3 separate regions of the Homo sapiens genome follow, and regions 1 and 2 are each linked to region 3. Evidence: read pairs that join two places in POLR2A ChIA-PET (ENCODE). Cell type or tissue: OCI-LY7. All regions are shown on one strand.

Region 1 (2,500 bases), 52 kb before region 3:
GGTCCCTTTTCCTTAGGAAGAAACAAACCTGTAAATTATAGTAAAGGTAAAGTGTGTTTCCTTCCTCCCACCCCACCCCCAAGCATGGCTATTCTATGAGGGATCAGGGCAACTCTCAGAATTCTCAGAGAAAATCATATGGGGTGTTCTAGTTTCCATTTTTACACAGGTGAAATCAGACAAAAGTGAAAAAAGACAGCATGGAAAAAAGAAAGTAGTAATGAACTCAGGACAATGCTGAAGGAGGAGGGGGCAGTTGGTTCACCTTGTCTGGTGACAGGGTAATCTCAGGTGACCTTCAGGAGCTATCTGGCTCAACGCCTATTTCCATTTGGTTTTCTTTGCTACGTGTCTACAGTCTCCACCCAGTAATGGTCTGAATACCCCCAGTGTGAGAAACTAATCCTCCCAGAAAGCCATCTATGCCTTCTTCAGATAGCTTCCATGGATAATAACTCACATTTATTAAAAACTTTATATGCAGTAGGCCTGACTTGGTATGCCATGGAGGACGGTGTTCTCTATGATCTCATATGTTTTCTATATGACAGTTCTCTATGATCCTTAACTCCTGATGTTCACTGCCCTTAGATGTCCTCTTTCCTTGAGTGTGGGCATGACCTATGGCTTACCTCTAACCAGTAGATATGGCAAAGCTTCCAGATGCATGTTGTTATATATATGCCGACTATGCACATATAACATATGTATATATGTCGGCATATATATGTTGTATATATGTCGGCATATATATGTTATATATATGCCGACTGTAGCACCTATCATGCTCACAGCCTTGTCTCCCTTGTGGGCTTTGAGGCTGGGGCTGAAGGCAGCCTCTGGGGCTGACAGCCAGCAAGAAACCAAAGCCCTGAACTGAATTCGGCCAACAACCTGGGTGCGCCTGGGAGTAGATCCTCTCTGAGTCAAGACTCAGTCGAGACTGCTATTCTATTTGACACCTTGATTGTAGCTCTGTGAGACCCTAAAAAGGACCAGATGAGCCGTGCCTAGAATCCTGACCCACAGAAACTGTGGGATAATAAACGTGTATTGTTTTAAGCTGCTAAATTTGTAGTAATATTGTTACATGGTGATAGATAACTAATGTAAATGCTTTATGTGTATTAACTCGTATAATCCTCATTACACTCTCATTTCACACAATGGGAAAACTGAAGCATGAAACTGAAGCAACCAGCTTAATTCCACACAGTAGTAGGTGGCAGGGCCGGCATTCAAGTAAGGCAGGCTAGCTCCAGAGCCTGCGTTCCTAACCAGATAGGTGTGCTGCCTTCCTATGCTTAGAAAGTTCTACCTTAAGCTGCTTCCTAGTCTGATTCCCTAAAGCTTGACCCCACAGCACGAATCAAACATCCAAACACAGGTGCTAGTCAGAGAAACTGAAAGAAACAAGCTGTGCTGGACACACATGTACAGGGTACGGATGTGAAACAGGGTGAAGAGCAACAGGTGCTGCCTCCCAGTATTCACCAGCCAAACGAGATGCTTCTGTGTTTAGACGGTGACTGCTGAGAGGGGGATCATGCTGGTTGGTGCCCTCTGGCCTATGAGTTCTAGTTCTGCCTCTAAGATCATGGAAAACATGATAATCCCTTTTCCATATGAGCTGAAATATTTCAAACTATTGATCTTTTTTTCCCCCAAATCCTCTATTTTCTCTTACTCACATAAATGGTGAGTTGTTTTTGCTGTTCTCTTTTGCAAATGGTCTTCTTGACACGTGCAGAAACAAATGGTTGTAGGCTCTGTGTGGTATCAGCTGGCAGAGATGCCTCGTCTTCTTCCTCATCTGCAGGGCTGGGTCAGGGATGCCCCCCACCCACCCAAGATATGGTTCTGATAGGCAGCGTCAATTCACTGATATTCTTTCCTGTCATTATAGCGGTTTTAAAAAAATTATCCAGGTAATAAACAAATGCGTTTTAGTGTAAGATTCCAATGAGACAGAAGGATTTGGGGCAAAGCCCAAGGGCACTCCTCTGCACTCTCCTTCTACTCCTCCCATCTCAGAGGAAGCCACTGTCAAAATTTGTGCCAACCTTTCACTCTCTCTTTTAAAACACTAACATTTCACCTAAATTGGATTGAACACCACAAAATGACTTGCTGTTTTCCAACATACCAATATGTCTTGGAGATCTTTTCATGACATGGCCTACAGGTCTACCTCATACGTTTAACAGTTTTATAAACCTTCCTAGAATAATGACATCCTAATTTGTTTGACCATTCCTCTATTGATAGATATTTTAGGTTGCTTACAATATTTCATTAACATCTTCAACATGCATCTCTGTACAGACTGACTTGCTATTATATTTTATACCCAGTTCTGCCCACTTTCATGGTCAACTCCACTCTACTTGTCCTCTTGCAGCTGACTGAAGGAACTCTCTGTTCCCACTTTTCTTTTTTTTTTTTTTAGACGGAGTCTCGCTCTGTCGCCGCCCTGGCTGGAGTGCAGTGGTGTGATCTC
Region 2 (2,500 bases), 89 kb before region 3:
ACCACACCTAGCCCCCTCTCTGTCTTTCCCTATCTGTTTGTAGTTTAACTGTGGGCTGGGCTGTCATCTTCCCTTCGCGCTGCACCCTTTGTCTGAAATATTCCTCTTCCCACCTGGCTAGCATGACCTCCTTTAAGTCTTCCTGGAAACGCCTAGCTCTGAATCACCCACAACACTGGACAAATCTTCACTATTAGCCTTTGCCTAAAAGCTATACTTAGAGTTTCTTTTAGGAAGGGGTTGTGTTTTATTGATATTCATATCCCCAGAGGAATACAGATGTATAATCAAAGAGCATTAGCTCTAGATAACTGGTTTCTCTTATGTCTTTGGCAATGGTTTGAGAGAGTAATTTCAAAGCAAACTGACTCATTTAAAGTTAAAAAAAAAAACACAGTACTTTCAGTATAATAATGTAATAATGGTAATAAGGCTAATGTTATTAGTTACTTACAAAGTGTTTGATAATGGTCTCAATAATGATCATGTGATTATAACATTTAATCATTACAAAAATCCTGCAACTACTATAGCTATTTTATAGATTAGAAACTGAAGGCTCAGAGAATTTAAATAACATGCCCAAGGTCACAAAGACAGAAATGAGCAAAGCTGCCATGTAACTGCTGACACAGTCTAAGCCTTTACACTCTATTTTATTGCCTAGTCTTGCTGAAAACGAAAAAATGTTGTAGCAAGGTTTGTGAACATAGTCTTAAATTGATTTTGTTACAAAATGACTACTAAATCTTTGGTGTTAGACTTTATGTGAAGAATACGAACTTGTGACTGATTATGCACATGTTTCCTGAGTACTGGAATCTGATCCCCAAGCTTCGAACACCATCTATATTCCCATTACTCTCAAATGTATATTTACAGTACAGATCTTTCTCTCAAACTCCAAATCATATCTTCAGGTCTTGACATTTCCTCTTGCATGTCAAATAGGCACCTCAAATGTAGTATTTCAAGCCATGAACTGCTGATCTTTCCCTCACAAATCAGCTCTGCCCACATTCTTATCCATTCCTGTTAACGGATACTCTGTCCTTCCAGCTGCTCATGCTCAAAACCTTGGGGTTAACTTTGACTCCTCTTTTTCTGCACAACTCACAAATCCATTAGGTAATCCTGTAGGCTCTCCCTTCAGAACAGATCTGGAATCTGACTGCTTTTCACTGTCTCCACTGCCATCTCTCACATGGATCACTGTAACTGCCCTCCAGCTCATCTCCCAGCTTCTACCCTGGTCTCTTACAGTCTGTTGTCAACACAGCAGCCAGAGAGCCTCTGAAAACAAATCACATCATGTCACTCCTCTGCCCCAAACCATATAGTGACTTCCTGTATCATTCAGAGAAAAACTTAAGGTCCTCCCAGTGGCCTATAGTGATACCCCACCCCCTTACATTTCTGACCCCATTTCCTAATTCTCTTACTGCTCATTCTGCTATAGCCACACTGTCCTCCTTAATGTTTCTATAACAACCGTAAGTATATTCCTGGCTTTTGGTCTTAGCAATGACTGTTCATTCTTCCGGGAACTCTTTTCCCCCAGAAATCCATACAACCAACTCCCTCACCTCCTTCACAAGTCATTGACTAATCTCACATTCTCAATGATGCTGTCCTAACCACCCTATTTGCAATTGTATTCCCACCCTGATCCCAGCACTCTCAATCCCTCTCCTTGCACTGCTTTTTCGCATAGCATTCATAGTATTCATACTGTATAATTATTTATTATGGTTTTATTTTATTATCTGTCTTCTGCTACAATATAAACTCTACTCATGTTCCCCAAGCTCCTAGTACATAGTGGTGGCTGGAACATAGTAAATGCTCAATAAGTCATTGCTGAACAAATGAATTCTACCAACTCTTCATAATCAACCTGAGTTCTCATTAGTATGGAAGAGCAAAAAGCTATCTCAGGGTAGCATCCATGTTCATAGCTAATAATAGGAGAGGTGGTGCTAGAACAGCATAAACACTGGGCAGCAGTCATATATCAGTATACCTCACAATGAATATGCATATGGACTTTGGAGTCTGGCAGCCTGGATTCAGATATTGAATCCAGGCTTTGTAAAATGAGAAAAAAAAATGCCTATCTTGTAGTGTTGATTGCCTTTTTATTGAAAACTTTGATAGTGCCAGGCACTATTCTAAATGTTTTCCAAATACTAACTTAATTAATCCTCATAACAAATCTATGAGTAGGAACTAATAATATTCGCATTTTACAGATGTGGAAACTAAGACATAGAAAGTGTAAGTAACTTTCTCAAAGGCATGTAGCTAGTAAAATGTGGAGCTGGGATTTGAACCTGTCTATTTGATACTAAAGTTCATCTCTGCTATGCTGACACTCCTTGTGGAAAGGATTAAATAATTCAATGCAAGTCAAGTTCTTTGTAATGCCAGACATTTGGTACAATCAAAATCTGTTGGCTACTGCTGTTATAATTACTATTATTACTACTTGACAATATGT
Region 3 (2,500 bases):
CCTTTATAATTAATTCATTCATTTGTTCATATATTTATTCAGTAATTTCAGGGTGCAACGCACTGTGCTAGATGATGGAAATACAATTTTATCCTCTAGGAGTCAGTATCTTTCCCACCTAAACAGATTTCTACAATAAGATAGAAGTTAAACATTCCTCTGATTTTGAATATTTAAAAACCTTGTAAGAAAATGCATTATTTCAATTGGTTCCTCTGTTTCCATATGCATGTTTGCCCTCTCAAAGGTCTAGATTATGTTGCACAGAGATCAGCACCATTAATTTGGTTTGAATAATTAAACAAAATGTCTTATTTTGGAAAGTGCAAAAATATGTAACAAGATGATTTACAATTTCACGTCAAAATGTGTAATAGGTTGCTATGATTGTGATTAATCCCTAAAGAGAGAAAAAAATTAGAAGTAAAGTAACATTTTAAAGTAAAATAGATACATTAGAAATTCATGATTGGATAGATTACAAAATGTCTCTTGCCTCTGAATAATAAATATAATTTATTGATTCTCTCTGAATGCATTAGAGAAATAAAGCATGTAAAACAATCATTTAGGCTAAGTACATACAGCAAAGAATTGAAATTATCCTCTGCAGCAAGTACTAGGCTGATGGATAATAGCATATACATTCATTTTCATACCTCTTACCCCTTTTAAATATATCTCTAAGGAAAGACAGTGGTTATTTGACTTTCTCCATGTGAAATTTCCCATGCAGTGTAGCACATCTGTAAAAGATGTGTGAAAAGTACATTTTTCTATCAGGATTTTCATTCATAGTTAATTATTTCATTTAGCACGAGCAACATTTCCAATTTAACTTGTTCCAGAGACTGTAATATTTACAGCTAATTTCCAGCAAAACATTTAGAAATGGCTCAAAGTAAAAATTCATTACTGGGTTTTGCCATGTTTTAAAACGTCAAATGCAAATGAAAATCAAGGCAAGACTATACTTTACTTTTAGATCATGTATTTCAGTTCCTTTTTTTTTTTTTAAATAGGTTTGGTGTAGGTGGTAAGCTTGTAATGTCATTCTTTATTTAAAACACAAGGCAGAAAGGTCTCAGGAAGGAAGAGACATATGTTATTATCTGTCATGACCTTATACTTATGAATCTGGGGACAGATTTGGAGAAAGGTCTTCAAGTGACCAGATGGGCTGCCATGTTATTTAAGTTGCATATATTATAATAGCTTCATTTTGTTCTTAACCAATGTAACTCGCATCTTATCATTTACATTATTGTCTTGCTTCCATTATGGATGGTATACATTATGTTTTCCCCAAACTGAACTGACTCCTTGATCTGGGTTATGCATCCTACTTGCATACAGACATATTTTCACATACGTACTTTCCCATATGAATAGATGACCAGTAGATCTTATAACACATTTTTCTGAGAATTTACAGTGCTTTAAGTTACATCAATTTTTAAAGGGACTCAATAAAGTAATAAAATTTACACATTTATATTGAAATACAGTCATTTATACTATTATATGAAAAACCATAGTGAGTATAAGTGATTTTTTATTGTAATTGCTTTCTGACAGTAGGTATAAAATGAAGAAATTCAAAATGATGGAATTACCCTTGAAATTTGAGCCAACATAAGCAGTTTTAAAGTGTTAAGAGTTTAATGAGAAACATCACTGAGGTGGAAAAATTATGCAAACGTAAATTTTAAATGGAGCTTCCAAAAAGGAATAATTTTAAGATAGTCTAGCAAATGTAAGGGGTTGCTATTCCTTAGATGAGAAGTTTGATAAAAATATAAATAGAATAAAGAGTATATAGAGACATTTGCAAGTGTCTCCCATGTAGCATTTAATAAAATATTTATTTTATACCTACTAAGAATTTCGGGTACTGAGAGTTCCAGAGTGGGAGAGAGGAAGCACTATCAGAAAGAGAATGACTCTCTGTGGATGTGACATGGGCTGACACTTAAATGAGAAGAAGGAACCAGCCCACTTCTGGAGGGGAGATTCTCTAGGCAGAGGGAAGAACAAGCTTATCAGTCTCAAAAACACAAAACAGTTTATTTATCTTTCACTTTGGGAGGCCGACGTGGGCAGATCAACTGAGCTCAGGAGTTGGGGACCAGTCTGGGCAACTTGGTGAAACCCCCATCTCTATCAAAAATACAAAAAACAAACAAAAACAATTGGCTAGCTATAGTGGCGTGCACCTGTGCTCCCAGCTACTTGGGAGGCTGAGGTGGGTGAATTGCTTGAGCATGGGAAGCAGAGGTTGCAGTGAGCTGAGACCGCACCACTGCACTCCAGCCTGGGAGACAGAGTAAGACCCCATCTCCAAAAAAAAAAAAGTATATTTACTTTTAAAACCAAATGCTAAAAGAGTCAAACAAAAGTTCAATTAAAAATCAATATATTTATAACTAAAGTACATATTATCTTCTGAATATAAATACTACGTGTGCACAACAAATAGTATAGTATTTCTCTAGAGAAA

What was found. ChIA-PET counts read pairs that join two places held together with the same protein. Peaks named below come from ENCODE experiments on the same cell type or tissue, not always from the same donor. Only the 100,000 strongest peaks of a DNase experiment are listed, where the experiment ranks them.
Region 1: POLR2A ChIA-PET joins it to region 3 with 5 read pairs; 3 of 35 experiments call an interaction of 5 or more read pairs at or near these places.
Region 2: POLR2A ChIA-PET joins it to region 3 with 8 read pairs; 2 of 35 experiments call an interaction of 5 or more read pairs at or near these places.

What each region holds. Positions count from the first base shown.
Region 1 is chr12:66,572,355-66,574,854 of GRCh38, forward strand. All of the region lies in intron 2 of GRIP1 (glutamate receptor interacting protein 1), which reads right to left. Among named protein-coding and RNA genes, the nearest start is that of GRIP1, 110 kb to the right of the region's middle. In OCI-LY7, a CTCF peak has its summit at 2,437; a DNase peak (open chromatin) is centred at 1,447; H3K4me3 peaks cover 989 bases; H3K27ac peaks cover 1,581 bases.
Region 2 is chr12:66,534,981-66,537,480 of GRCh38, forward strand. The region is part of intron 4 of GRIP1 (glutamate receptor interacting protein 1); the gene reads right to left. Among named protein-coding and RNA genes, the nearest start is that of GRIP1, 140 kb to the right of the region's middle. In OCI-LY7, no CTCF peak of the experiment used is centred here; a DNase peak (open chromatin) is centred at 1,331.
Region 3 is chr12:66,623,999-66,626,498 of GRCh38, forward strand. The region is part of intron 1 of GRIP1 (glutamate receptor interacting protein 1); the gene reads right to left. Among named protein-coding and RNA genes, the nearest start is that of GRIP1, 54 kb to the right of the region's middle. In OCI-LY7, CTCF peaks have their summits at 46 and 257; a DNase peak (open chromatin) is centred at 1,073; H3K4me3 peaks cover 1,658 bases; H3K27ac peaks cover 2,441 bases.